2 separate regions of the Homo sapiens genome follow, and region 1 is linked to region 2. A link is an interaction called in ENCODE POLR2A ChIA-PET data of the cell type or tissue named here. Cell type or tissue: OCI-LY7. All regions are shown on one strand. Links, peaks and the distances in the headings refer to the core of each region. The heading gives the core; the rest is flanking DNA. Region 1 overlaps FSTL4 (follistatin like 4). Region 2 overlaps FSTL4 (follistatin like 4).

Region 1 (15,243 bases), core at 3,477-11,476, 62 kb before region 2:
CAGATGAGTAGGTTGCGAAAATTTTCTCCCATTTTGTAGGTTGCCTGTTCACTCTGATGGTAGTTTCTTTTGCTGTGCAGAAGCTCTTTAGTTTAATTAGATCCCATTTGTCAATTTTGTCTTTTGTTGCCATTGCTTTTGGTGCTTTAGACATGAAGTCCTTGCCCATGCCTATGTCCTGAATGGTATTGCCTAGGTTTTCTTCTAGGGTTTTTATGGTTTTAGGTCTAACATTTAAGTCTTTAATCCATCTTGAATTGATTTTTGTATAATGTGTAAGGAAGGGATCCAGTTTCAGCTTTCTACATATGGCTAGCCAGTTTTCCCAGCACCATTTATTAAACAGGGAATCCTTTCCCCATTGCTTGTTTTTCTCAGGTTTGTCAAAGATGAGATAGTTGTAGATATGCGGCGTTATTTCTGAGGGCTCTGTTCTGTTCCATTGATCTATATCTCTGTTTTGGTATCAGTACCATGCTGTTTTGGTTACTGTAGCCTTGTAGTATAGTTTGAAGTCAGGTAGCGTGATGCCTCCAGCTTTGTTCTTTTGGCTTAGGATTGACTTGGCAATGCGGGCTCTTTTTTGGTTCCATATGAACTTTAAAGTAGTTTTTTCCAATTCTGTGAAGAAAGGCATTGCTAGCTTGATGGGGATGGCATTGAATCTGTAAATTACCTTGGGCAGTATGGCCATTTTCATGATATTGATTCTTCCTACCCATGAGCATGGAATGTTCTTCCATTTGTTTGTATCCTCTTTTATTTCCTTGAGCAGTGGTTTGTAGTTCTCCTTGAAGAGGTCCTTCACATCCCTTGTAAGTTGGATTCCTAGGTATTTTATTCTCCTTGAAGCAATTGTGAATGGGAGTTCACTCATGATTTGGCTCTCTGTTTGTCTGTTGTTGGTGTATAAGAATGCTTGTGATTTTTGCACATTGATTTTGTATCCTGAGACTTTGCTGAAGTTGCTTATCAGCTTAACGAGATTTTGGGCTGAGACAATGGGGTTTTCTAGCTATACAATCATGTCATCTGCAAAGAGGGACAATTTGACTTCCTCTTTTCCTAATTGAATACCCTTTATTTCCTTCTCCTGCCTAATTGCCCTGGCCAGAACTTCCAACACTATGTTGAATAGGAGTGGTGAGAGAGGGCATCCCTGTCTTGTGCCAGTTGTCAAAGGGAATGCTTCCAGTTTTTGCCCATTCAGTATGATATTGGCTGTGGGTTTGTCATAGATAGCTCTTATTATTTTGAAATACGTCCCATCAATACCTAATTTATTGAGAGTTTTTAGCATGAAGCGTTGTTGAATTTTGTCAAAGGCCCTTTCTGCATCTATTGAGATAATCATGTGGTTTTTGTCTTTGGTTCTGTTTATATGCTGGATTACATTTATTGACTTGTGTATATTGAACCAGCCTTGCATCCCAGGGATGAAGCCCACTTGATCATGGTGGATAAGCTTTTTGATGTGCTGCTGGATTCGTTTTGCCAGTATTTTATTGAGGATTTTTGCATCAATGTTCATCAAGGATATTGGTCTAAAATTCTCTTTTTTGGTTGTGTCTCTGCCAGGCTTTAGTATCAGAATGATGCTGGCCTCATAAAATGAGTTAGGGAGGATTCCCTCTTTTTCTATTGATTGGAATAGTTTCAGAAGGAATGGTACCAGTTCCTCCTTGTACCTCTGGTAGAATTCAGCTGTGAATCCATCTGGTCCTGGACTCTTTTTTGTTGGTAAGCTATTGATTATTGCCACAATTTCAGATCCTGTTATTGGTCTATTCAGAGATTCAACTTCTTCCTGGTTTAGTCTTGGGAGAGTGTATGTGTCGAGGAATTTATCCATTTCTTCTAGATTTTGTAGTTTATTTGTGTAGAGGTGTTTGTAGTATTCTCTGATGGTAGTTTGTATTTCTGTGGGATCAGTGGTGATATGCCCTTTATCATTTTTTATTGCGTCTTTTTGATTCTTCTCTCTTTTTTTCTTTATTAGTCTTGCTAGCGGTCTATCTATTTTGTTGATCCTTTCAACAAACCAGCTCCTGGATTCATTAATTTTTTGAAGGGTTTTTTGTGTCTCTATTTCCTTCAGTTCTGCTCTGATTTTAGTTATTTCTTGCCTTCTGCTAGCTTTTCAATGTGTTTGCTCTTGCTTTTCTAGTTCTTTTGATTGTGATGTTAGGGTGTCAATTTTGGATCTTTCCTGCTTTCTCTTGTGGGCATTTAGTGCTATAAATTTCCCTCTACACACTGCTTTAAATGTGTCCCAGAGATTCTGGTATGTTGTGTCTTTGTTCTCGTTGGTTTCAAAGAACATCTTTATTTCTGCCTTCATTTCGTTATGTACCCAGTAGTCATTCAGGAGCAGGTTGTTCAGTTTCCATGTAGTTGAGCGGTTTTGAGTGAGATTCTTAATCCTGAGTTCTAGTTTGATTGCACTGTGGTCTGAGAGATAGTTTGTTATAATTTCTGTTCTTTTACATTTGCTGAGGAGAGCTTTACTTCCAAGTATGTGGTCAATTTTGGAATGGGTGTGGTGTGGTGCTGAAAGAATGTATATTCTGTTGATTTGGGGTGGAGAGTTCTGCAGATGTCTATTAGGTCTGCTTGGTGCAGAGCTGAGTTCAATTCCTGGGTATCCTTGTTGACTTTCTGTCTCGTTGATCTGTCTAATGTTGACAGTGGGGTGTTAAAGTCTCCCATTATTAATGTGTGGGAGTCTAAGTCTCTTTGTAGGTCACTCAGGACTTGCTTTATGAATCTGGGTGCTCCTGTATTGGGTGCATATATATTTAGGATAGTTAGCTCTTCTTATTGAATTGATCCCTTTACCATCATGTAATGGCCTTCTTTGTCTCTTTTGATCTTTGTTGGTTTAAAGTCTGTTTTATCAGAGACTAGGATTGCAACCGCTGCCTTTTTTTGTTTTCCATTTGCTTGGTAGATCTTCCTCCATCCTTTTATTTTGAGCCTATGTGTGTCTCTGCACGTGAGATGGGTTTCCTGAATACAGCACACTGATGGGTCTTGACTCTTTATCCAATTTGCCAGTCTGTGTCTTTTAATTGGAGCATTTAGTCCATTTACATTTAAAGTAAATATTGTTATGTGTGAATTTGATCCTGTCATGATGATGTTAGCTGGCTATTTTGCTCGTTAGTTGATGCAGTTTCTTCCTAGTCTTGATGGTCTTTACATTTTGGCATGATTTTGCAGCGGCTGGTACCGGTTGTTCCTTTCCATGTTTAGCGCTTCCTTCAGGAGCTCTTTTAGGGGAGGCCTGGTGGTGACAAAATCTCTCAGCATTTGCTTGTCTGTAAAGTATTTTATTTCTCCTTCACTTATGAAGCTTAGTTTGGCTGGATATGAAATTCTGGGTTGAAAATTCTTTTCTTTAAGAATGTTGAATATTGGCCCCCACTCTCTTCTGGCTTGTAGGGTTTCTGCCGAGAGATCCGCTGTTAGTCTGATGGGCTTCCCTTTGAGGGTAACCCGACCTTTCTCTCTGGCTGCCCTTAACATTTTTTCCTTCATTTCAACTTTGGTGAATCTGACAATTATGTGTCTTGGAGTTGCTCTTCTCGAGAAGTATCTTTGTGGCATTCTCTGTATTTCCGGAATCTGAACGTTGGCCTGCCTTGCTAGATTGGGGAAGTTCTCCTGGATAATATCCTGCAGAGTGTTTTCCAACTTGGTTCCATTCTCCTCGTCACTTTCACGTACACCAATCAGACGTAGATTTGGTCTTTTCACATAGTCCCATATTTCTTGGAGGCTTTGCTCATTTCTTTTTATTCTTTTTTCTCTAAACTTCCCTTCTCGCTTCATTTCATTCATTTCATCTTCCATTGCTGATACCCTTTCTTCCAGTTGATTGCATCGGCTCCTGAGGCTTCTGCATTCTTCACGTAGTTCTCGAGCCTTGGTTTTCAGCTCCATCAGCTCCTTTAAGCACTTCTCTGTATTGGTTATTCTAGTTATACATTCTTCTAAATTTTTTTCGAAGTTTTCAACTTCTTTGCCTTTGGTTTGAATGTACTCCCGTAGCTCAGAGTAATTTGATCGTCTGAAGCCTTCTTCTCTCAGCTCGTCAAAGTCGTTTTCCGTCCAGCTTTGTTCCGTTGCTGGTGAGGAACTGCGTTCCTTTGGAGGAGGAGAGGCGCTCTGCTTTTTAGAGTTTCCAGTTTTTCTGTTCTGTTTTTTCCCCATCTTTGTGGTTTTATCTACTTTTGGTCTTTGATGATGGTGATGTACAGATGGGTTTTTGGTGTGGATATCCTTTCTGTTTGTTAGTTTTCCTTCTAACAGACAGGACCCTCAGCTGCTGGTCTGTTGGAGTACCCTGCTATGTGAGGTGTCAGTGTGCCCCTGCTGGGGGGTGCCTCCCAGTTAGGCTGCTCGGGGGTCAGGGGTCAGGGACCCACTTGAGGAGGCAGTCTGCCCGTTCTGAGATCTCCAGCTGCGTACTGGGAGAACCACTGCTGTCTTCAGAGCTCAGATGGAAATGCAGAAATCATCTGTCTTCTGCGTCGCTCACGCTGGGAGCTGTAGACCGGAGCTGTTCCTATTCGGCCATCTTGGCTCCTCCCATCGATTCCTATATTGTTTCATTGACCTGTTTGTCTAATGTTGCTCAGTTACATACTGTCTTAATTACTATAACTTTATATTAAGTCTTGTATTTGATAGAGTAAGTCCTCCCAAACTTTCTTTTTTTTTTTTTTTTTTAGATGGGGTCTCACTCTGTTACCCAGGCTGGACTGCAGTGGTACAATCTTGGCTCACTGCAACCTCTGCCTCCCAGACTCAAGCGATCCTCTCATCTCAGCCTCCTGAGTAGCTGGGACTACAGGTGCACACAACCACACTTGGCTAATTTTTGTAGTTTTGGTAGAGATGAGGTTTTGCCTTGTTGCCCAGGCTGGTCTTGAACTCCTGAGCTCAAGTGATCCACCTGCCTTGGCATCCCAGAGTGCTGGGATTACAGGCGTGAGCCACCGTGCCCAGCCCTTCCCAGACATTTTTCTTCAAGAATTTCTTAACTATTTTTGACATTTTAAACTTCCATATAAATTTTAGAATTAGCTTGCCAAAATCCTTTCTTAAAATTGTAATTGGGCGGGCAACTGTAGTCCCAGCTACTCAGGATGCTGAGGCAGGAGAATGGTGTGAACCTGGGAAGTGGAGCTTGCAGTAAGCTGAGATTGCATCACCACACTCCAGCCTGGGCAACAGTGCGAGACTCCATCTCAAAAAAAAAAAAAAAAAAAATTGGGATTGCAATTATTCTCTAAATCAGTTTGGGATAAATTAACATTGTTATATTATTAAATCTTCCAATCAACATGGTATATCTTTCAATTTAATGTTTTTAATGTCTCTCAAAGTTCTAGAATTCTCTTTAGAGAGATCTTATATATCTTTATTGATTTTATTCCTATTAAAAATGTTATTATAATGGTATTTTTTTTAAAAATGCATTTAAACTGTTGCTGTTATGGAAAAATATAATTATGTTTGTTGTATTAATTCTTCATCATCAACCTTGCTAAACTCTGTTGCTAATTTTAATAATGTATCTTGTATATTCATTTTAATTTTCTTTTCGTAGAGAGAGGGTTTTGCTGTGTCGCCCAGGCATGCAGTGGCACAATTATAGCTCACTGCAGCCTCGCTGGGCTTAAGCAAGTTTTCCAAGTAGCTGGGACTACAGGCATGTGCCACCATGCCCAGCTAATTTTAAAATTTTTTGTAAGACTGAGTCTGGCTTTGTTGCCCAGGCTGGTCTGGAGCTCCTGGCCTCAAGCAATCCTCACGCCTTAGCCTGCCAAATTGTTGGGACTACAGGCATAAGCCACCTAGCCCAGCCCCCTCATTTGAATTTTTTACATATACAATTATATAGTCTTGTTTCTTTCCAATTCTTACACCTTTTGTTTCTATTTCTTACTTTATTGATCTGGCTAGGACTATAGTGTACAGTGTACAGTGCTAAGTCAAAGTGGATCCTTGCCTTATTCCCTGTCTAAAAGGAGGCACTCTCAATGTTTTACTTTAATATTTTTACTTCAGTGAAGCATGTTTGCTATAGACCTTCATCTCTAATAATTAAGACAATTTCTGTTTCTACTTTGCTTAGAGGAAATCATGAATATGAATGAATTTGGGATTTTCTCAATGCTTTTTCTACATCTCTTGAGATGCTCATATGCTTTTCCTTTAAGCTGATAATGTGAATTACATCAATTTTTTTTTCTAATGTTAAATCAACTTTGCATTTCTGGGATTCATCCAACTTACACATAATGCACTATCCTTTTTTCTAAATTGCTGGATTTAGTTTGCTGATATTTTGTTTAGCATATTGGTATTTACATTATGAGTAAAATAGGCTTGTAATTGTCCCTTTCTGGGGTTGTTCTTATTTTCTAGTATTGCAACCTGAGTTGGGGATTTTTTTCATCCCTTTCTATTCTCTGGAAGAGTTTGTGTAAAACTGGTGTTACATCTTCCTTAAATGTTTGATAATATTCACTGGTGACACCATCTGGCCCTGGAGGTTTTTGGTTTTTCTTTTGAAATAATTACAGATTCACATGCAGTTATAAGAAATACTATAGCAAGATCCTGTGTACTTATGCTCAGTTTCCTCCAAAAGTAACATCTTGCAAAACCATAGTACAAGATCACAGCCAGGATACTGACATTGACACAGTCAAGATACAGGGCATTTCTGTTGCCATAGGATCTCACATGTCATCCTTTTATAGCCACACCCAGGTCCCTCCCACTGCATCCCCCTTCTGCATCCCTGATGATCATTAATCTGTTCTTCATTTCTACAATTTTGCCATTTCAGGAATGGTATATACATATATACAGTATGTAATCTTGGAATGGAATCATGTACAGTTTGCAATATTTTGGTATTGGCTTTTTCACTCAATTTAATTCTCTGGAGAGTCACTCAAGGTCGATGTGTCTATCACTAAGTCATTCCTCTTTATTGCTGAGTAATATTCCATGGTATGAATAGACTGCAGTTTGACTCTTCACCCATTGAAGAACATCTAGATTGTTTCCCATTTTAGTCTGATATGAGTAAAGCTGCAATGAACATTTGTATAGAGGTTTTTGTGTGAAGGTAAGTATTTCTGTGGGATAAATGCCCAAAAGTACAATTATTGAATCAAATGATAGTTAAATGCTGATTTTTAAAAAAATTGCCAAACCGTTTCTCAGAGAGTCTGTACCATTTTTTATATTCCCATCTGACATGCATGAGTGACCCAGTTTTTCTGCAGCCTCAGCAGTGTTTTTTGTCACTATTTATTTTATCAGAGTAGTATTTTCACAATTGTAATAGGTGTGTAGTGATATCTCATTGTGTTTTTAATGTGCATTTCCCTAATGGCTGATAATGTTAAATTTCTTTACATGTGCTTATTTAACATCTATATATCCTCTTTGGTGAAATATCTGCTTAAGAATTCTTTTTGCCCATTGTCTTTTCTTTTCCTTTTTTTTTTTTTTTTCTGAGACAGGGTCTTGTGCTTTCACCCAGGCTGGAGTGCAGTGGTGCGATCTCAGCTCACTGCAACGTCCAGCTCCGGGGTTCGAGCAATTCTCCTGTCTCAGCCTCCCAAGTAGCTGGGATTACAGGTGCATGCCACCATGCCTGGATAATTTTTGTATTTTTAGTAGAGATGGGGTTTTGTCATGTTGGCCAGGCTGGTCTTGAACTCCTGACCTCCAGTGATCTGCCCACCTCTGCCTCCAAAGTGCTGGGATTATAGGTATGAGCCACTGCACCTGGCTTTTTTTTTTTTTTTCCGCCTATCTTCCAATTGAATTGTTTGTTATTTTACCATAAGTTTTGTGAGCTCTTCATGTATTTTAGATACTAGGCCTTTGTTGGATATGTGGTTTGCAGATATTTTCTCCTAGAATGTTGTCTTTCTGTTAACAGGATCTTTTACAGAGCAAAAATGTGAAATTTTGATGAGGTCCAGTGTATCAAATTTTCCTTTTATGGATCATGCTTTTGGTGCCAAGTGTAAGAACTCTTTGCCCACCTGTAACTCTTGCCCCCATTTCCCTGTGAGGCCACTGGAAGGAAAGCCCAAGTGTGTGTGGAGAGACAAGCGCTGTTGGGAGAGAAGCAGCTCCCTGCCCTGCCCCTGTCTCTGGGCGCTCACTTCTCCATTCTTTCCTCACCTCCTGTATGATGTTCTTTAACATTTTTTATTTTTAAAAAATTTTTAAAAGTGTTTTTAGTGGTAAAATTGTTCTGAATGATTTAATCTTCCCCCTGAAGAGGAAGGGAAATCTGACCATTGTTTCTGAGGTAGAAGTTGGTGAGGCACTTACATACTTGGTGGTAGCCCAAGGGGAATTCTTGCCTGGGTGTAGGAATGAGTCCATCTTCTTCGGCTCATCTGTTTTGTTTTCCTTCCCTCCTTTGCGCAGGAAGGAATAGGTAGGATCTACAGGCTCTGTAATCGTGTCTCACTCTTGGGAGATAACAGTCTCCCCTCAGGGTGCCCCTGTTCACCAAAGACATGAGTCCTTGTTCCTGACTGCTGCAAAGGGAGCAAGGGTGGACAGGGAACCATGCTGTCTGTGTTGCACCTGTACCACTCACGAGTGAGTGTCAGTGTCAGATTTCTCTTAATCTTGATCACAGAAGTGATATAAACAGTTTACTGTAGAAGTTCTAGACAATAGAAATAAACATGTAGAGGAAAACCAGATCCACTTATAATCCCACAACACGGTGTTTAACATTTTGGCCTATTCCCACTTGCCCCTGACCCCCGAATTCTACTTTTTTTTTTTTGAGACAGGGTCTCACTCTGTCACCCAGGCTGGAGTGCAGTGGCGTGATCTCGGTTCACTGCAACCTCCACCTCCTAGGCTCAAGTGATCCTCCTACCTCAGCTGGGACTACAGGTGTGTGTCACCACACCCAGCTAATTTTTGTATTTTTTGTTGAGATGGGGTTTTGTCGTGTTGCCCAGGCTGGTCTCCAACTCTTGGGCCCAAGTGATCCACCCACCTTGGCGTCCCAAAGTAGTGCTAGGATTACAGGCATGAGCCACCAGGCCACCCACCCCCAACTCCGCCCGCCCCCGCACTCCAGTATTCTTTTATAAAATGAGAATATACAGCATGCATTTTCTTATATCCTGAAGAAATGTGAGTGAGCTTACCTAGCAGTGCATCAGGAGATGCTGATTCAGATTGCCCTGCAGGTTCCAGAGAGCCTGATCAGTGGGAGCACAGGGCCTGGCTCCTTTTAGGGTTCCCCAAGGGTCTGGTTTATAAGTCACATTCTCTGTCTTGTGCCCCAGGGATGCTGAAAGTCTCCCTGTTGTTGCTCTACCTGGGAGTGCATCCTCCCCATTGCATACAGGGTGGGTCCTGGGGGTCGTCACTTCCCATCCCTTCTTCCTGGGCCGCCCAGTTCCACTGGTCACTGCTGACCAATATCTCCTGCTTGGTAACTGGATTTCACTTTGGCAGGAGACTCTGGTTCAAGGGGAGGAACTCTGAACATGGGGATTATGGCCAGTGGCCTTGGATAAGTGAGAGTTAAGGAAGCATAAACTAATTTTCTTTGGATGGAAGTTTACACATAAAGATGATACTCACCTAGACTTGCAGATAATATGATGTACTATTTATTGCATAAATACATTTGATTTTAAAACAATATTAATTTTAGCTCTGGGCATATCCAGCCTTAGCTAACTGAAAATTGTAGCTCTGGGACCATCTGCTGGCTACTCTCCAGACTGCCACACTGGTCTGGGAAGCTGGCTCTCTTGGGATGGAGGTTAGAGCAAAGCCCCTGCTATAGGTAGCTTTTGCTTCCCGGGGTCTGCAGGGAAGTGAGGCTGGAGCAGCTGCAGTTCAGACATTTTCATGGTGGTGGATATCTCGGGCAGCAGGATCAGCAGTTACAGTATGCGTTCTGACCACAGACATAGATTCGAATTCTGGCTCTGCTGCTCTGAGCCTCAGCTTCCTCTTCTGTAAAGTGGGGATAATAATAACACGTACCTTGTTGGGTGGTTATAAGGTTTAAAAACAGGTGCTTATTAAGTGCTTATCACAGGGCTAGGCACATGTAGTAGTTTACACCTCCAGGAGAGATGGGGAGCAGTACCTTGTTTATGTCACTGTGATGATTAATGTTATGTCAGCTTGGCCAGGCCACTGCTAAAGACTGAATGTTTGTGTTCCCCACAAATTCATATCTTGAAAACCAGCCCCCATTGTGATGGTACTTGGAGGTGGGGCCTTTGCGAGGTGATTAGGGTATGAGAGTGAATGGGATTGGAGCCCTTAGAAAGAGGCTCCTGGAAGCTCCTTTGCCCCTTCCACCACGTGAGGACACAGTGAGAAGATGGATGCCTAGGAACCAGGAAGTGGCCTCTCACCAGACACCAAGTCTGTTGCTGTCTTGATCTTGGGCCTCCCAAACTCCAGAATGATGAGAAATAAATTAGTTTATAAGCAACAAAGTCTGTGGTATTTTGTTATAGCAGCCTGAACAGACTAAGACAGCCGTGGTCTCTGGTGTCTAGTCAAATACTACTCTAGATGATTCTGTGAAGGTATTTTAAAAATGAGATTAACATTCATTTCTTGGTTTTTATTTCTTGAGACAGTGTCTCACTTTCTTACCCAGGCTGGAATGCAGTGGTGAGATCATGGCTCACTGCAGCCTCAAACTGCTGGGATCAAGGGATCCTCCCACCTCAGCCTTCCAAGTAGCTGGGACCACAGGTGCCCACCACCATGTCTGGCTAATTAATTAATTAATTTTTTTTTTTTTTTTGTAGAGATGGAGTCTACCTGTGTTGCCCAGGCTGGTCTCAAACTCCTGGGCTCAAGCGATCCTCCTACTTTGGCCTCTCAAAATGCTGGGATTACAGTCATGAGCCACCACGCCCAGCTCAGATTACCACTTAAATCAGTAGACTTGGAGGAAAGCAGATTACCCTCTGTGATGTAGGTGAGCTCCATTCAATCAGTTGAAGGCCATAATAGAAAAAGACTGGCCTCCCCTTAAGGAGGGGATTCTGCCAGCAGGCGGCCTCTGGACTCAAACTGCAACTCTTCTCTGGGTCTCCAGCTGCTGCCTACCAGGCCGATTTTGGCCTTACCGGCCTCCATAGTCACATGAGCCAATTCCTTAAAATAGATCTCTCTTTCTGTCTCTTTCTTCATATATACACACGCACCCTAGGGGCCCTGCCTAATACTGTCATAGCATAGCCGTCTTTAAGCTCACTGAAGGCAGGTGCTGTGTCTCCTTTGTTCAGCCCTCTGTGGGTCATACCCGGCACAGTGCTGGCTCCCCGTTAGTAGCCTGGTGATTACTGGGCACTTCCCACTTTCTATGTCTCAGTTAGAAGGTCTGCCCCAGTGAGAGCCAAGAGTGGGCGGGGTAATGGATTAATGTCTGGAGCTATAGTGAATTTTTAGTGCCTGCCAGGGCAGATGGTGGGCACTTTTGAACCGGATGTGGTTGTGCATTTTGGGAGCTGAAACTTCCACATGGAGAAGAGAGACTTCTGGGTCCAGATGCCTGCCTTTGTCGAGCCACTCTTTGGACTGGGCCAGAGCACGACTATCGCACTGTGATGAGCAGGAACCTGCAATTGCGATGGAAAGGTGGGAGAAGGACGCAGAGTGGTTTTGCCTTAATCAGTTCTCACTTTAACAACTGCAAACAGACTGGCACCAGAAAAAGGTGACTTTTCTCAAGTTTTATTGTAAAATCCTCAGAAAAAGAGCATTTACAATGACAATAGTTTATGATAATTTGGAGTCATGGTTATACCAAGTGGTACTGTAAATACACCATGTGTTCAATACTGTGTAATAGGTCAAAGTAAACACAAACTTATTTCAAATGCCACATACAGTTACTGTGTTGGTACAAATTTCTACTAAAGTTGATGTATTAAAAATAATTTATATATATTTTATAAATAAGGAAAAATTCACATGTATAATAATTACAGGAAGCCTTTTGAGAAATACAGGTGATTACAGAAAATATATTTTGGAGGCTAGACAATGGTTCAAAATAATGTAATCTGCCTTGACATGAGAGATCCGAGAGTTTTCTGAGGTGGGGAAGCATGAGACTCGAATAGGACAAATGATGTGTGTGGCTTCACATCTTGAGGGTCACTCAGCTGCACTACAGCATGAAATGGTGTGTGTGACCACGCCAGCAAAACTCCATGCCCAGTTCTGCTTTGAGATAATCTCACACAGCCTTTGGGAAGCATGAGAAGCAAGGGAAAGGTAGGAAGCCACAGGGCCAGGCTAGGAAGGATGAGGGGGCCGGCCAGCCGCGGGAGCCAGGCAGGGAGGGAGTCGGGAACTGTGGGTCTGTGGTATGCGGCTTGCAAACCTGTTTCTCTCACCTGTCCCAAGTAGCACAGGACCCACAACGCTTCAACCTATGGCAGATGTCATGCTGGGCAGTGGATAAAGGTTTAGATTTGGGGCATTTTCTCAAGTTAGAGCTCTTGGGCCTCACAACCCAGCCAATACTGGTTGCTCTTACTCAGAAACAAAGCTCTGATCCTGAAGAGGGTGCCTCTGAAGGGCAGCAATCTCTGATCTGGCCGAGCACATGTCGCCAAGCTTGGTGTAGGGGTAAGTCAATGGTTATTGCTTTGTGGAGTGCTGGCTGAGCCCTCGAAAGCCCTCTAGGGCATGGCCCATGTTCTCTGGGGCCACATGAGCAAGGGCTGGTTCCATATATGTAAAGATGAGCTTGGAAAGAAGCGTGCATGAATTGTGTGTGTTTTTTTTAAAGTGCATGCTAAATACTCTGGTGCTGGCTAAAGAAGCCTCGCTATGAATTTTGGAGGATAATCCCCACTCTTGTATTCTCCATAATTTCATACGTTGTTATTTAGTTAAATTAGGCTTCCCCACTTGCTGCCCACAGCTCCAAAGGAGGATGTGGATGCACAGGACAATGCTTGTTGGTGTCCCAGGGTCTGCTGCATGGCTGCTGCCTAAAGCATGCAGACCCAAATAAGATGCTCAAATCCTCATGTGACTTAGCAGGTAACCTGGTATAGATAAAAGCAGGGAGTGGATTGCATTCCACTGGCTACCTGGGGTCTTGTAGTCACACTCTGAAGATAGGCACTGTATTTTTTTTTTTCCCTTGAATTTTTAAGCATCTCTGTTTTATGATCTCTATAATTTTGGAGAGAAACCAAGGCAGCTAGTGACTTTCTTGAACAAAATTTCTTTGCCTACATGCCAGTTTGGGAGGACATAGTAGTATCTGGCCTATGAAGGACTTCTGGCTTGTACCCCAAAGCAGGAAAGCGGCACGGGCAAAGACCACGGGGTAGGGGCTCGTGTAGCGGTCAGGTCAGTTGCTCCTTGAATGGTAGGAGCTGTTGTGGAATGGCTCATGAGCAGGGGGCCTGAGACACAGGAATGGAACAGGAAAGAGGGGAGAATAAAAAGGGAGTCGGAGGGAGGCTGCGGGGCTTGGGTCCTCTGAGAGATGATGCTTGGCTGAGATGTCGTGGTCTCGCTATTCCTGCTGGACGACACCTGACTTCCCTGATGGTTTCCAGCCAGCTCTCTCCAGTCTTGGTCATCTAACTCCAAAGGTCTGCAAGCGAGGGTTTGGAGGGTGTGATTCTGGGCAGCAAGGGGCTGTGTCCCTATGGGTTCTGGCTGTACTTGGAGTGGAACCTGGGGTCCTGGGTGGGGGAGGCTGTCGAGGACTTCTGTGGCAGTGCTTCAATCTTATGTTACCTGCCTGGCCTCCTGGCTGGGGGTGGAGGGGAGTAGCATTCCGGGGGTGCTGGGTGCAGGGGCAAGCGTGAGGTAGATTGGTGGATGCATAGGAAGGAGCTGGGAGTGGTAGTGTCAACTCTCCTGGAGGCTTGCTTCTGAAAAGGAGGTTTGAAGAGTGGGAGAGAGAGTTGTGGGATTTGCTAGTGAAGACGGTTTGTTGTCTGTAATAATGGAATGAAACACATCATGATAAATGATCAACTATACTTTTTAAGCCCCTTGTAGAAAAATATATCCAGAGTGAATCTGTTTCACATCTCAGTTCTGAAATCTTCTTTAGTTCACAGGTTATTGGTCGACAGAAAACAAGATGTGGCCGTACAAAGCCAACTCCTGGCTGCTTTCCTAAATGAAGACTCAGTGGTTGCAATCTCTATGGCAGCAGGCCGTTCTCTCCTTTATTTGGGGTTGAAAGCCGGCTTCCAGTGCCTACCTGGAATGGGGAGCCTTGTCTGGACAGATGGAGATGGGGAGATGTCTGGGTTGGGGGTGGGAATTGTAGGGGTTGAGTTTCTGTCTCTGGTGATGCTATCTCTAGGTCAAAGTACCTGAAGTTTGGTATTAGTAGTTGGCTCCAGCCAGGATTTACAGGGCTCTTCTAGCTTCTTCCTGGAGCTTGGGGAAAAGTAGGACACTCGAATGACTTGGAGACTGAAGAAATAAGCCTGGGCCAGCCCCAGGCAGGGTGGGCTGGGTCAGTGTTGGTGAGGCTGGGATGATAGCTTTGGCCGTGGGTGCAATGCCCATCAACCCTCCTCATGCAGGCAGGTCGTGCCATCGTCCCGAAGCTGACAGTCCCCCTTCCTGCCATCCGTCTGGGGCTGCCTGGGTGGGCTTTTGGACCCGGAGCCTTTATGCAAGGTTCTGCCCACTGGAGCAGAAGAATGAGGGCCTCTATTTCAAAGCCTTCCTGTCACCACAGGTGCAGATTTTTTGTCATTTTGGGAAAAAAAAAACTATCGAATTTTTGTAAAATTAATTTTATTTCAAAATGACTGAGGGGGTTTATATAAATAGCTTTCTTGATGATTCTTTTGGTAAAGTCAGTACTTCTTTAATAGCTAAGATATCAGTTGTGAATTGACCTTGTGGGTTCATTAGGAGGATTACCGGCTGGGCTTGCTACAGGAGGCCCCCCTGTAGTGAGGCATTTCCTCCCAGTGGCTTTCCAACTGTGTCCCATGAACCTCTGCTGGGGTGAAGTATGGGAGAAAGGGCAGGCCAGTCTGGCCTTCCTCCTCTTCCTCCTTCTCCTCCCACCCCTGACTCCCCACCCAACCAACTCTATTGGTTTTCCTGCCAAAAGGCATTTACCTCCCTGCATTGGTGACTTTGCCTCCTGGGGCTGGACTCCTGAAACCCTGACCTAGGCTTCAGGCC
Region 2 (15,243 bases), core at 3,833-11,832:
GAGCATGTTGCTTCCTTCCTTGCTGGGGCCAGAGGCCAGCAGCCAGTAAGAATAGGAGCTCCACACACAGGGACCCATATCCAATTTGATACATTCCACTGGGGCCTGGGAACTACAGACAGCCCCACAGCAAAGATTTGGAATTGCTGGGGGCTAGATATTATGTCCCACAAGCAAGAAACCCAGAGAGCTCTGGGCCAGGGCATGTAGGTGGCTGTAGGCCCATGGGCAAGTTCTCCACTCATCTGAATGAGTTAACCCCACGTGCCTCATGGGGCAGGGGTATGGGATGAGCTGATGCTTATGACCTCACAACCGGCACGGAGCCTGCACCGTGTATGAATGGTAACAACACTGGCAACAACACTTGTGATGGTTCAACCCAACAGCCATTACCTGTGACTTTTGAGATGCCCTGTCCCTGTTTCTGCCCGTTCCTGTCTCCTGGCCCTCAGGATCATAAAGGACAGTGAGGAAGACAGTTATGAGATGAAGGGTGGGTGACATTGTTGAGGCAGGATGTGCCGACTAGGTTTGGGGACAGTCACTTCACCCTCCGAGTGGCCGCTGTGCAGGCTGGGTGGTCAGAGAAGCAGAGGGCTGAGGCCCAGAATGGGTTTGCATGTTCTGTTTCTGCAGAAAGTGAGGCAGCACCCCATCCTTCCCAACCCCAATACCTAGAATGGGGGCCAGAGTAGGGAGGGAATGTGTGGATCTGCTTCTGAGATGGGTCTCACCCCAGCCCCCAAAGCCTGGACCTGAGTCCCCAGGAGACAGGGGCTACAGGGGAATCTCACCAGGGAATGGCCCCTTGTGGGGGCCCCACAGCAGGGGCTGGGGGCAAAGTCTCCCCTTCTACCAGACACAAGCACAGGCACACTCCTGGGGGCCGCCTGGCCCAGGCCCAGGTCATGCCGAGCACAGGGTGCTGCTGGTGGCCACGCCTCTGCTTAGCTTCTGAGGTGGGGGCAGTGGGCTGTGCCTCCTCAAGGACTGAGGTGAGTGGGGACACAGGGCCAGGTCAGAAGCACATCCAGACACACAGCTGCTTCAGTAACGAAACCCACAGTCAGCCAGGAAGTAAACAAATTACAGGCTGCACTTTGTTAGCTCTGGGGAACATGAACGTGAGCAGACACTACTGATTTCTCATCAAACAAACAGAAGGCGGCGTCATAATCCAGAGACCCACTGCCAGGAGGGGCTGCAGCATGTGCCCTGGGCTGCTGATCTGCTGGGGTGCACCTGTCTTTGGGGGCCTTACACCATTCGTCCATAATTCTAGCCTCTGCTCAGTGGTGGATTTGTTTTCCCTCTTACAAGCTGGGCTGGGTAAGGCTAAAGCCTCCTGCAAGGCAGTGGCTCAGGTGTCCTTAGGAGACATACCAGGTCCAGGCCCAGGCTGAACTTCCTGACAACCTTAAGAAGGCAAAGGCCAGGTACGGTGGCTCACACCTGTAGTCCCAGCACTTTGGGAGGTCGAGGCAGGAGGATCACTTGAGCTCAGGAGTTTGAGGCCAGCCTGGGCAACATAGCAACACCCCTCTCTACAAAAAAATAAAAAAATTAGCCAGGCATGGTGGTGCATGCCTGTGGTCCCAGCTACTCTGGAGGCTGTGATGGGAGGATCGCTTGAGCTCTGGAGGTCGAGGCTGCAGTGAGCCAAGATCATGCCACTGTGCTCCAGTCTGGGTGACAGAGAGAGACCCTACTGCCTAAAAAAAAAAAAAAAAAAAAGGCAAAGTGAAGACATCATGAACTGAACCACTGCCCCATCAGGGGAGCCTTGGGTGGAAGCCAGGGAGACCCTGGGGCACTGCTGCACTCCAGATGTGCCATTGGGGAAGTTAGAGAGGAGGAAGACTCAGAAAACATCAACAAGGCTCCCCTCACTTCTGGACCCTCTGTTATGTGAACTCCCTCTTGGATGCATGTTTAATCTTAGGCTGGAAAAGGCGCTCCAGACTCTTGCAGCACACACATCTGACCCTGTCACTCCCCCATCAAACATCTGCGCTTCCCCACTGCCCACAGGGCAATTGCTAAGACTCTTAATGTTAATATTCAAGGACCTTTATGTTCTAGCCCCAGTCTGTCCCTATACACTTCTTTCTCACTCGCTTATTCCTGTCTCCTGAAGCCCCAGTCAGAAGGGCTCCTTTCTCTTGCCCCCAGAACAGTTGTTAGTGGTTACTTCGCCTCCCTGGAGGCTGCGGACAGTGTCTTTGTTCTCTACTCTGGTACGGAGCTTGTGACTCTCAGGCACTTAGCAAGTGAGTCAACCCAAATGATGACTCCCCATGTACGCCACCTGGATGGGCCACACACGATTGGGTGACTCATAAGTGCTTCTGAGAGCAACATTACTCGCTGCAAAATCTGACTGGCTCCTTCTTACTTGGCTCCAGGCGAGAGGGGTACATTTACTTTCTGATCAAATATTATTCTGATGCTCAGGGCATGCTTGATGTTTGCAAGTCAGAAAAGTTTAATTACATGTGTCATTAGAATGGCATTCTGTAATAGCTCTGTGACTGAATTCATTAATAGAATTCTTAACAGATAAGACAAATTAATATTTTGTTGCTCACGAAAGCTTCTCATTAAGAGAGTAGTGAAAAAGTGGTTAATATTTTGTTGCCAATCAAGATGTCTCATACAAACGACAAAGAAAGGAGGCCCACGCTCCTTCGTGCTCTGTGATCTCCCCGCCTTGGGTTTTGAAGGCCGATCAGCTTGCCCCCGTGCAGCCGTGTTTGGGAGTCACCACTGATTACAATGCCGGTGATCGTATTTCATCTCCCACTGCCGTGGGGTGAACGTGGCCACTGAGACACCTCAGGCTGAGGGACTCTGGGAGCCTCATCAACCCCAGAATCTTTGCTGCATCAGTGTTGCACTCCTGGGCTGTTCTCCCCTAATTCTTGCTTCAAAAATGCAAGTGAATCCCGATGACCTGGCTTTAGCCCCCTTCAGCCTGATTTCTTCTAAGGTTTGCTTTCCACACCGTCCCAAGTGGGCCTACTGCTTATGAGCACCTCTTGTGTGCCAGGCACTGAGCTGGGTCCTTGGTACACTTCAGCCTGAAAATGCCCATGTAAGGAGCACATCATGCTTTTTCTCCACAGGCTCAGAGAAGTCCAACAGCTCACCCGAAGCTGCTCTGGATTTGCTGGAGGCAGAGAAGCAGTGCCTCCCTCCCTGCGTGAGTCAAGGCTGACGTGGACAGTGAGACCTCCGTCCCCACTGCGAGCAGCGGGGGGCATGCCAAGGTCCTATCTGCCTGACTAGGGAGCCTCACCCAGCTGTTGCTGGCTGCTTGGTGGGGACTCAGGCTGCAAGCTGCTGAGAATATTATTTAGCAGCAGCAGGAATAATAATACAATAATAATATTAATGATAGTAACAATAGTAATGATGACAGTGATAATAGCATTTATAGAACACCATACGTGAAGAGCCTTACATGCATATTGTCATTTAGTCCTTACTGGAACCCTATGAGGCTGGTACCATTATTTATCCCCATTTCACAGAAGGGAAAACTGGAGCTTAGAGCAGTCAAGGTTACTAGACTAGTAACTTTCCAAGGTTCTAGTTAGTAAGTGGCAGACCCCAGGCTCATGCCCTTCCCTAGGAAGCTGTGCCGCCTCCTTCCCTCAGGTAGGGGAGGTGTGCGTGTGTTTTGTGTGTTTGTACACATCGGGCTTGGACCCCTGCGGGGCTGGTGCTGCCCTGCTCCCTCGTGTAGGGGGTTCTGAGAAGCACTGGGCCCTGCCTATTTGCGGGCTACTGACTCAACCACGAGCAGCAAGTGTTTCCTGGGAGATAATGAGGGGCCATTCATCTCTGGTTGCACCCACAATTACCCAAATTGCTAACCTTATTGTGAAAAGTAGAAATGCAATTGAGTTGGTGCTGGAGGCATGTTTGAGGGAGAGGAAGACCACTCAAAGTAATTTAATTAACTGATGGCAAGTACATTAAGTGGAGTTTTGCCTCTGCTTTTATTTCTGATGTCTTTCAGTGGAGCGCCAAGTAATGCACATGAAATGCTCCCACAGACACAGGTGGAGCTGTCCCAGTACTGATCAATCTTTCCTGGCCAAACATGTTTAAAAGCTGGCACTGCACCTTGTGAGCAGGTACAGTAGAGGACATCACACTCACAAACATGCACCCCAACACAGTCCAGTCTTTACAGATAGGACACTGCTCTTTCTTGCTAAGTTCTCAGACAAGCCCTGGCCATCGCAGGCCCAGAAAATGAAGGGTTCTGCCCATCCAGCATCTGTCCAGCAAGCACCCACCAGGATTGTGCTGCATTGACATTCAAAATTGTATAGGATACTGGCTATGTTCACCATGGTGGGAAATCACAAGAAAACAATCCTGTCCAGTGTGACAAGGCTAGGGGAAGGGCACTCCTTGGCAGCTCTGCCCAGGGTAGAACCTCCAGAGTGGCCCCCTCTTTCCATCTGCTTCCCCCATGACCCCCAGGGTGTAGCTGAAGGGGCCTAGAGAGTAGGAGAGGACTAACTTTGGTGGTTCCTGCAGCATTTCATGCTGGGTCTCTCTCCCCACAAGTCTCAGAGTTGGAAGGGACCTCCAAGGTCACTGGGTTTAGCTGCCCTCTTGTGGCTAGCAGCATTGCTGACCACAGTCCCTGCCTGAGCTTGCATATGCCCCTTGGGATAAGGAGCTCAGCGCCTCCTGTGGCGGCTCTGTCTCCATGGTGGGGCAGGTTTGATGGCTGGAATGGGGTTCCATCTAAGGAGCCCAAATTGATCTCCTTTTGAGGTGCACCTTGTGCTAGTCCAACTCAGGGGGTCACACAGCCCAGGTCAGCTCCCTTTGCCCCAGCCCCTACCCCACCACCTTCGAGATGTTAGCAGGAACTGACCATTCATCCCATGGGTCTTTCTTTTCTGGGCAAGCATCCCACTGTGGACCAGCTGTCCTGTCCTGAGCCAACAAGGCTAAGGCTGCCCTCTCTTCTGCATGAAAATTATATTCCAGTTACTGTAACCTAAGACCCGTCAGCTGTCCTGGCAGCTCACTACATGGGTGACATCACTCTGTCTTCTCACATGAACTTCTGGGAAGCCACATCACCTCTTGTGCCAAACCTGGACCAATAAATATCCTTGAATTATGCCACTTCTTTAAGTCTAATAGAAGGGAAGTATTGCTAACGTTTTTCTTATAGATTAATTCATTGAGGATCGGCAGGTTAAGAAATTACTCAAAGTCACAAAGCTGACGTGGGTGATGCTGGGACCCCAACGGAGGCTGCCTGGTTCCTCAGGGCACAGACGTACCCCCTGATGGCCACACTAGGCTGCATGAGCTCAGTTGCTTTCTTCTTCCACACAGCACCACTTAACTCATCACACCCTCATTCCCTTACCCAGCAATGAACGTCCCCAAGGTGGGTCCCCTCTGGCCTGACCTGGTTTCCCTCTACCTTCTCATCTGGCACCTGGCATTTGTCTTCCAGCCAACCCAGCCCAGTGGCTCACCTCTGCCCTCCACAGGGACCACCCCTTCCCTGCACACAGCTGTCTACAGCCTACCCAGCACTAGGGCCCAGAACCTCCTCCTAAGGTCCCCCAGCCCACTGTTCTCTCAGCTGTGGAGCCTGCTGCTCTCTCTGCTGGCCTGTGGTCCATCTCTCTGAGCCCTGTGAGCAGGCCCACACAGTCTGTTCTCAGGGTCACCTCCAGGCCTTTGCTAATGCAGCCCCGTTCAGAGGCCTCCTGTCCCACCCATCGCATCTCTCTTCTCTTCCTTAGCCGGACATAGCATGGCCACCATTCATCTATTTTCTGCTGTGGTGGGACTTGGATTTTCTGATACTGCCAAGCTGACAACAGGCTAGAAAAGCACCAAACACAGGATGTTAAACTAAAACTCTCCCGTCCTGCCACTGTCTGTGGCATCTTACCCAGTGTACTCTCCCAGGGAGGTGCGCTTGAGCTCAGAGTGAATTCCAGGTGACTTACATTGATGTCTTCCAAGTCCAGGAAGTTCAGGGTGAGCCCGTTGCGCTTCCAGATGATTGGTGGCCTCAGGTCTCCATGGACGGCGCAGGTCAGCACTGTGCTCAGCCCCACGGTCACTGTGGTCACACTGACCCTGTCCTCGGGGGCGAGGCTGAGCTGAACCACTTCTGCAGAGGGAAAGGAGGAGGCACGGTCAGGTGCAGGCCCAGGGATTGGAGTCTCAACTCAAGGTGAATAGCCATGAATTTCCTGGGTGGAAGAGGCCCAGAAGGGCTTCACGACTCCCTGAAAATTGTTTACAATGTGCTGACTAAATGTAGAGATAGACACTTTTGCTGGGCGAGGAGCCAAGACTTAGGTCAAATGCCCAAAAGGCTATGTGAGTCCAAACAGGTCAAAAACCATAAGTAATGTGCTGAGGACAATCTGGGCCATAGATTTGTGTCAAGCCAAGAATGTGGGCTGCGAAGGCCAGGGGGCCCACCACAGAGAGACCGGGGGGCAGGGGTGCAGCGCCCTGCTCACAGCTCCCCTGGCCTATTGGAGTCTGGGCCTTGCTAAGTGCAGACAAGGTCTGCTGAGTGAGCTAACAAGTTTCTCATCCATCTGGGGTCAGTTTTAAAGGTTGCGCTGTCTGAAGTCTGGGGAATGAACTGGCTGATCTTTGAAGGTTTGTTTCTGTCTAAGGATTCGCTGAACTTGGATTTGGATTTCTGTCCTATGAAAATGCACTGTAGCTTTTAATTTTTTGAAGAATACTTCAGGCTGCAGAAACTATTAATCCTTGCCATTTTGAACTTGATAACTGGCATTAGGACTGATCATTCTTCAGGCAAATGGGAAGAATCTAAGATAGTTCTCTGCAATCACAAGCTTTTTGAAATTCTCAGGATTTATGAAAAAATTAATCAAACTCAGGCTGCTCAAATGACCAAATGGGATCAGGCTTTGGGGGACAGTCAGCGGCCCACTGATGGGACTGGCTCCCTTTTGCTCTTCCCCCAAATCTGTGCACTCAGGGAGGCTGGGGCAATAGCCAGAGGTGGCATGAGCTGAGGGAAGCAGGCTGGCTCTCGGTGCAGTGGGTACTATTTTGTCTATTCCCTATTCATGCTTACGACTCTATTGGGACCTGGGGGACCCCAACAGATGTATCCCCCTGAACTGGAACGAAGCAGAGTTGGGAGCTGAGCTCTGCTATTCTGCGGGACGCTTGTGAGCTGTGACCAGGCAGCAGCAGCCCCGCAGGCAGCACATCTGTGCTCACACCCTCTTGCCCGTGTGTGTGGGAGAGGGGAAGAGGGAGCGAAAACAGCCGCAGGTGCAAGGCACAGCAGAGCAGCTGAATTGAAACAGGGTCCTGAGGTCAGACCCTGAGCAGCAAAGCCCTCCTTCTTCCACAGATGCTGAGTGGCTCCGCCCTGGGCTCACAAAGATGAACAAGCTACGCTAGGTGCTTCATCAGTGCTGTTGGATGGATGGATGAGAAATGGAGAAAATGAAATAAAGAAGTAAAAGAGCCAATAGGCCGGTGGGGAGGGGACAATCACACACAGGAAAAATGTGACTAACGGTGAAGGAACCCTCAAGGAAAGATGAGCACCCAGTGATGGATGCAGACGCAACTGGCATAATATTTTACCAACAATAAAGTGATGCATTTCAAGTTCCCCCTTAAATCAAGTTCTGCTCACTACCCTCCCATCTCCGAGTCATGAGGCTTATTGCCCAGGGCAGGAGAGAGAAGGCACTAACTCTGTAGCATGACCCGGCCTTTGGAGAGGGGAAAGAGAGAGAATGAGAATTTGCTAAAATGGTTTAGCTCCCACCGTACTCTGCGGGTCTGTAGGACTCAGACCTCAGCATTCTCCCCAAGAGTAGAGGAGGCATCCTTTCCTCATCAGATGACCACGAGGCTCCCCTGGGCCACGAGGCTTTGTGCCGCTGCTCCTGCCACCTGGGGCAACCGCATGTGTCTGGGCAGAGAGCCAGAACCACCTTGGCTCCTGGTATGGAAACAGGCCCAATTTTCCCAGATAACTGAAGCTTGAGAAACTTAAATTTGTTTCATCTGAGTTCTTTTAACAGGAAACCAAACACCAGGCCTCCTAGATCACTGCATCCGGACAATGAGACACACCTGCTGCCTATTGACCATCTCCTGTCTTACCCCTCCCTAATTCCCTGCTATCTAAACCCCGAACTTTAGTCAGAGAGATGGATTTGCAACCGGTCTCCCATTTCCAGGCTGATGTCATTGAGATTAAAGCCTTTCTTCCCTGGCAATATTCCATCCACTCAGTGATGGACTTTCTGTGAGGTGAACAACCAGACCTAGACCGAACCCCTGGTGTTCAGCAACATAATATCTGGACCTGAGAACTGCCTTGGGCTGCCAGACCAAGGTCCAAAGGGAAGTGCTCCTGGCCTCAAGGGGCATGGAGGCCAGTGGTGGCTGTGGGAGGCCTTGCTTGGGGGAATATCCTGACCCGCGAGTACACCAGACTGTGAGCCCAGATCATGAGCACACCCAGGGCTGAGCTCAGCTTCAAGTGACCTCAGACAGGGCAACTCAGAGTCCCTTGCCGTGGGAAGTGAGGCCGCAGTGCACCACCACGCTGCTTCCCTGGACACTCAGAAGCCAGCCGGGGAGAGCAGCTGGGACGTGGGGTGGAAGCTAGAGACACAGAGCAGTTTTTAGACAGAGCACTACTTACGTGGACTGTTAAAATCGTCAGCTCGTGCTAATCTTTACAATGGATTGAGCATTTAGTTGTGCTTTTCTCCCATTGGGGTGAGGCTTGTAAAGTCAGGTTAGTTACAAAAGGAATCAGATTTTCCCTGCACGTCTGATCTGTGGTCAGACTAGAAGGAAAAGACCAATTGGGCCATCGGGGAGGGGCTCTTGGAGGCAGCAGCAGGGCTTCCCCTGGGCCCTAGAGATCCGCTTCTCAGGTGCGGCTCCCCAGCCACCTGTATCATATCTCTGGGGGTGGGTAATTAAAACACAGATTCTTGCCCCTCTGCCTCAGGCTGATGCAGATGCTCTGGTGGGCTGGATGGACATCCAGATTTTAACAAGTGGGCTGGGTGGACATCCAGATTTTAACAAGCATCCCAAGGGGTTCTATGATGGCCTGAGAACCACTGTGTTACAAGATGAGAAGGGCTCTGGGTACATAGAGAGGGGGAATGCAGGTGGGAGACAGGGAGACGAGGCAGGTCTGGTAGGCTGGGGTTTCCTGGGGCTCTAGATACAAGGCTAGGAGCATGGCCCCTCATTTGGAACATAGGACTGATGTGAAAGGTAGGATCCCTTCCTCCATGTGGCCCCAAAGTCATATATTCCAAGCGGCTCTAGAGAAAGGTCTGCAGGAGCCTCAAACATGGGGCTAATAGGAAACAAAAATCCAAGTGGGAGACGGAAGTCTTCTGTGTCCCTCCGGTCCTCTGCTGGCTGGGATAACTGGCTGCTGCATCCTCCCTGAGTTATTCCCAGCCATTTGCATGTAGAAGATGTGCACTTTGCGCAGGAAAAACTCGTGCAAAATTAGAATGTGTGAATACTGATAGAACCATCGTAGTTCTGCTCCTGTCAGCTACATGAATATTAACCAAACAGCAAATATTTGGATCACTTAAAATTTAATTAAATGAATGTTTTATTGGATTTAATTTGTGTCAATATTCCCCAGCTCCTTTCACAGTTCTGAAGGGATTTATGGCTACTGAGCCCTCTCCTTCCACCCTCACTCCCCGTTATTTCCTGGTCAACAAGCCTCCCCCTGGCGGGTCCTCCTTCCTTGCTAAATGGAAAGAGTAGGACTAAGTGGCTTCCCAGGGTGACTTCCAGGGAGAGTAAAAAATGAGACAGCATCATGTGCTAGGCCCCGAGTGAGCAGGGCAGGCCACCTGGCCCCCAGGCCTGGCTCTGCTGCTGACAAGCTCAGTGGCCTTGGCAGCTCCCTTCCTGTCACTGGGCCTCAGTTTAGACATGGATACAATGAGGGCTTGGGCCCCCCTCGCTTTTGACTCGGAGCCGATTATTCTATGTTCATGCCCCTGGAGACCCCCTGAGTCTTGCAAGTGCTCCCACTGCATCTTTTCTTGCCCCTAAGTGTCATCTGCCCCTGTTCTTTGCCCACTTACCCATGATGGTAAAAGTGACGCCTCAAGTGGCAGCACCAATGGGTGCCAAGTCCCACTAAGGCTTCCCTCCCGATACCCTTTGAGGACTCCCCTGCCCCATCCCAGGCCCCCTATAGCCTCCTTCATGGTCACCCCTCCAGTTTGCCCCTGCTGCCTGCAACTGTCTTGTTGCCACTGGCAGAACAAGGTACATCTCAGCCCTGCTCAACAGCTGTCAATGGCTCCCTATTACCCACAGATCACCACATAGAATCCAGAAGAGTCCCCAGTCTTGACCCTGCTGTGTCTCCAACATTATTTACCACTGTGCCAGCTGGCTCCCCATGGCATTTGTGTCTTCAGACCTCAGCGTGGGCCTGCTTGGCACCTGCTGCTCATCCATTCTGAGCTCCTCACACTATTGGCCCCTACCTCCAAGATGACCTCATGGGATGTTTCTGGGACCCTGAAGTTTTAATGTAAAGAAACACTTGGACAGATATTAGGTGAAGAAGATTGAAAGAGACTGTCCTGGTGAATTTATCAGAACTTTTTCAGGCTTAGTAACAGAAACACTCAGAAATGCTCAACTATTAATAGCTTAGGGGGAAAAAGGTGGTTTAGTTCCCACAATGGGAAATCTAAGGGAGGTGGAAGAGGTTGCAGGCATCCAGGGCCTTCGACAGTGGCATTCTCTACTTGGTTGCAAGATGTCCATTGGTGGCCCCACACTCACATTGTTTCTGTATGTGGGATCCCAGAGGAAGGGAACAAATCTTGCCTGAGAGCCCTGGAAAAAGCATGGGGGAGCTCTGATTGGCCACATACAGCTCCTGTGTTCTTCCCTGAAGCAAACACTGAGGGCAAGAGGACTGAGTATTGTGCAGGTGTGGGACTGATTGGCCCATCAGGCCTGGGCCGTGTGGCCACCTCCAGGGGCAGGGACTAGGTGTTTGGGCTGGGGTAAAATGGCTAATGGAAAGGGTATATTGGGCAGATTGACACCCTATGACCATCATAGGGATGCAGAGAGGGCCCCCTCCCTTCCCCCTATCTGCATCACAACTGCATCGGGAAGCCTGGGCATCGTGCGTGATCAGGGCAGATAGCCGCAGTCATACAGTGAAGACGGTAAGAATCGTCAGAACTGAAACCTGATTTAGGCTACTACAGTCTTGCCTCCACCCTGCGCCTTCTCTGGAGAGTGATGGGGGCAGCTTTCACAGGGAGGAGATGTGGCCCAACTAAGCAAACCCCATCATCCTGTTGAGCCTCACATCCTGATGGCGAGGGTCTGGAATTTGTGGAGATGGCCTTCTGTGTTCAGTGATCACACATCTCCTGAACCTCACCTGCGCTGGCCACATCTGCAGGGCTGTGGACCAGTTAAGCCCCAGGCCTGGTCTCTGCTCTGGTGGGGAGCCAGGCCACATGAGAGGAAGATGAAGATGCCACATGCAGCCCTCTAGGGGGCAACGAGTGGTCCTTCTGGCTCCTGGCTGTGGCTCCAATGCCCCTGTGTTGACTGACCATCTGTGGGCTCATTAGCCACTATGTGGGAAGGTTTCCAAGGTCCCTGGACGACCAAACGTGATATGCCCAGCACTCAGAGTGTGATCAGGGGTCAGTGAGAGAGGGCTCAGCCAGACGCTGTGTCTGGGGTGAGAATGTGTCTACACACTGAGGCTGGTGTCTTTGGAAAGAGAGGGCTGGGTTGGGGGTCAGAGCAGCCCATCAGGGAGCTTGTCTGGCACTACTGGGCAGAAGTCTGTGCCCACAGAGGGACTGACGCCCTGCTATGAGAACTGACATTGGAGAGCTGCTCTGCAAGTAGGGAATCTGAGGAGGGCAAGGGAGTTGGGGGGTTCTCAAAGCTCAGGGCTTCCCATGATATCCCCCTGGGATGAAAACAAATGGGTCACACTGCAGTGATGGCCCAAGTCAGTGTGGGTTGGTTGGCACAAGACAGAGCTTCCTGGACCACTAGCTAGGCTGCGTGTCCCACAGTGGGATTCTGGGCAGGGCTGTCTGGCACTCTGGTGCCTAGCACAAGGCATGGCACACAGTAGGTGGGCTCAAGGCCATGACCTATCTCTCTAGGCCCTTCAAACCAGTGCAGTAGCATACCCTTGGTTTTCCAGACATGAGATGCCACAAACACCCGTCCTCACCTTTCTCCCTGAGTCTTGGAGCTTGGAGAGAAGAGGCAGTCACAGGGAATTAATGGGCTTACCATAAGCAGGCTAACAAACACCCTTCCTGAAAGCAGGAGGCCATAACATTTCAGTTGTTGGAGAACTGGGTTTTAGTTCCTATTACAGGTTTCCCTTAATCTCAGGCGCTATTTCTCACACTGACTTGAACTCGATAAGACACTCATAAACCCATCAGCACCCTCTCAAACAGGATTCTGGTGCTTTGTAGTGATAGAAATTAAATTTCTCAAATTCTTGTCAAGCTGGTGTTAGTTTTCTTATGTCAGAAACACACTAATGGAACACATTCCTACTTGGATATTTGCCATTTTTCAAATGATGCCATTGGTGAAAAAAACCCTGTCAAAAGCTCAGTAACCTGCCTGCACATCAATATTTTTGACTGAGCCTCGGAGGGCAAACTCAGGCTCAGGGGCCTGCTTGGGAATGAGGGCAATTTGGAGAGAGCACAGGCCAGGCGCTTAGACACATCTCTCTAACTGCGGCCTCTTCCCACATTATTCTCCTTCTAAATTAATGTGCTTTCCTGAAACAAACCCCTCAGGTGACCTAGGTGCCACCAAAGAAGCTGGGGCATTGGAGTGACAAAGTCTATTGATCTGGTCCCATCCCTGTGACCAGAGTCACACTGTGAAGTTGGCGAGTAGGGGAGGAGCCAAGGGGGAGTGCGCATGCCCAGTGTCTCCTGAACAAACAGGGCAACATCTCCCGGACCTTGTGACTTTGGCTGGTGTTTACAGAGTGAAGCTGCTTTGGCGTATCCTGGTGAGCCGGGCAAGGCGGGTGGGAGGGATGGTGTGCTTTTTGTCTCCTCTGTTCCGTCTACCAGAGATTGTCACTCTGGGATCCTTTCAAATAACTGCTGAATGTTTGTGGATGGGAGGCTGGGGACAGGATGTCTTAAAGCCTTTCATCTTGACATTCCTGTTTAGAGCACCAGGGTGCATCCAGCCTGCACAGGTGGCTCTGTATTAGCCAGACTTGCTCCAAAGCCACACAAGAGAGCACTTGCATCTGTCCCAAATCTCCTGTTTCCTTACGTGTAACCAGATTCAATCTTCCTGCCATTGTCATTCCCTCTTGCTTGCTTCATTTTGGGGATGGCAATAAAATTACTAGTTAATTACCTGCGGGTCAGTGGGTAATTTACTTTTTCAACTGGCCTATGTTGCTTGATGTTGCTTCAACTTTTATTACAGTTTAGTTATCAAGTTCTGCTCTCTGGTGTGAACAAACACCTTTGTAAGCTGCATAAAGGCAGAGACTATATCTGTTTTATTTATGTTGTATCCCCAGCACCTAATACAATGCCTACCACGCAGAAGGGACTTAATAAGCAGTTTTAAGCAAGTGAACTATTAGGCTAGTGCTCAGTCAACAATTATTTATGGAGCTGGTACCAGGAGCCAGGATACAGTGGGAATATACTGGCAAGAAAAACAGGCCCAGTGCTTGCTAACCTGGAGCTCATGGCTTAGCAGAGAAGACAAGTGTTAAGTGGGGAGGGAGAGCAGAGGCCTGAACCTGTCTACAGACCCCAGGTTAAGGGCCCGTGACTCCTGTAAAGCCTGGTTGCCCTCTTTCTTGGTAGAGCCCTCCCTGTGTGCCTGGCAGACCTGTGTCCTGCTATCGAGACATCCTAGTCTGATGTAGTATCCTCCTTGTTTGCAGGAGGGGCCGGCCTGTGCAGGGGCAGGGTTACCTGGGCATCCCTCTAGGCTCTGGGGTTCCATTTAGCCTCCTCTGGCCAATACACCTTTTTAGTTTTGAGAAAACTAAACCTCAATGTGACTGCTGTGTGCAGACGAACAGGAAGTTAGAGCAGAACTCAGTGCCCAGGGGCTGTGAGATCACCATTCTGGGTATCATGGGGTGCCACAGTGTGGCAGGCAGGAGAGGCATCCATCAGAAGGAGCAAAGGGTCCTTGCTGAGGTGGAGAGCACAGGGCCTCCTGGTCAGCAGGAGCATGGCTGTCACAGTGCTGCATACCAGCTCTTCCACCTCCGCTGGTTCCTGTGTGTGGGGTAGCCTTGGTCAGCTTGGCCACTCTATGGGTCTCTCCCACCCTACTGAGTCTACACCCAAAGATGATGGGCATACCTCTGCTCAAGATATTTGCAAAAGGAGAGTATCCTAACTGCCTATTACTTTGGTGTCTTAAGGGGGAAAAGAATGTATTACCTTATGTAATTATACAGAGCTACTCAGAATTTACAAAAATTCATACAGATCTCTAAGGTTGGATCCAGAATCTCCTGAGCAAGTCAGTGGAGAAGAGCAAACAGTTTTTACCTAACTAGCAAGAGGGGGCCATGCTGTGTGTTTCCAAATGCCAGCTCATCTTCCAATTCCTGTGCACTCATTATGACTATTTCGTGGCCTCTCTTGGAGCCAGAATGGGGCCATGTCATTGGGTTTGACATGGTAGGTGATAGGAGGTGACCAAGCCTGGCCACACAACCTCTGTGTCATTGTCTTGGTTAGTTTTATGTGTTACCTTGACTGGGCCACAAGGCACCCAGATATTTGTTCGAGCATTATCCTGGGTGTGTCTGTGAGGGTGTTTCTGGATGAGATTGACATTTGAATCAGTAGACTGAGTAGAGAAGATTGCCCTCCCCAATGAGGGCAGGCCTCATCCAATTCGTTGAAGACCTAGATAGAAAAAATGAGCCTGGGTAAGAGGGAAACCCTCCTGTCTCACTGCTGAGCTGTGACATTGGTCTTTTTCCTGCTTTCAGACTGAAACTGAAACACTGGCTTCAACAGAAGCCAATGTTTTATTGGTTCCGTAGAAGACATATACATCTTCTGTTGGTTTTATTTTTCTGGAGGATAACACAGTCATCATCCATGCTCTCCTCTCCTCGTCTTTGGAGGTCATGCATTTGAT

Evidence for each region. Peaks named below come from ENCODE experiments on the same cell type or tissue, not always from the same donor. Only the 100,000 strongest peaks of a DNase experiment are listed, where the experiment ranks them.
Region 1: POLR2A ChIA-PET joins it to region 2 with 17 read pairs; 5 of 35 experiments call an interaction of 5 or more read pairs at or near these places.

Annotation. Positions count from the first base shown.
Region 1 is chr5:133,181,628-133,196,870 of GRCh38, forward strand. It overlaps FSTL4 (follistatin like 4), which reads right to left. Exons shown (of 16, transcript NM_015082.2): 16 at 14,828-15,243. Among named protein-coding and RNA genes, the nearest start is that of CTB-49A3.2, 19 kb to the right of the region's middle. RefSeq lists an enhancer at 14,170-14,671. In OCI-LY7, for the core only: a CTCF peak has its summit at 9,824 (motif pointing left); no DNase peak of the experiment used is centred there.
Region 2 is chr5:133,243,405-133,258,647 of GRCh38, forward strand. It overlaps FSTL4 (follistatin like 4), which reads right to left. Exons shown (of 16, transcript NM_015082.2): 7 at 6,006-6,172. It overlaps FSTL4-AS1 (FSTL4 antisense RNA 1), which reads left to right and starts at 13,041. Exons shown (of 2, transcript XR_007058939.1): 1 at 13,041-13,114. RefSeq lists enhancers at 403-924, 2,085-3,284. In OCI-LY7, for the core only: a CTCF peak has its summit at 11,638; a DNase peak (open chromatin) is centred at 7,357.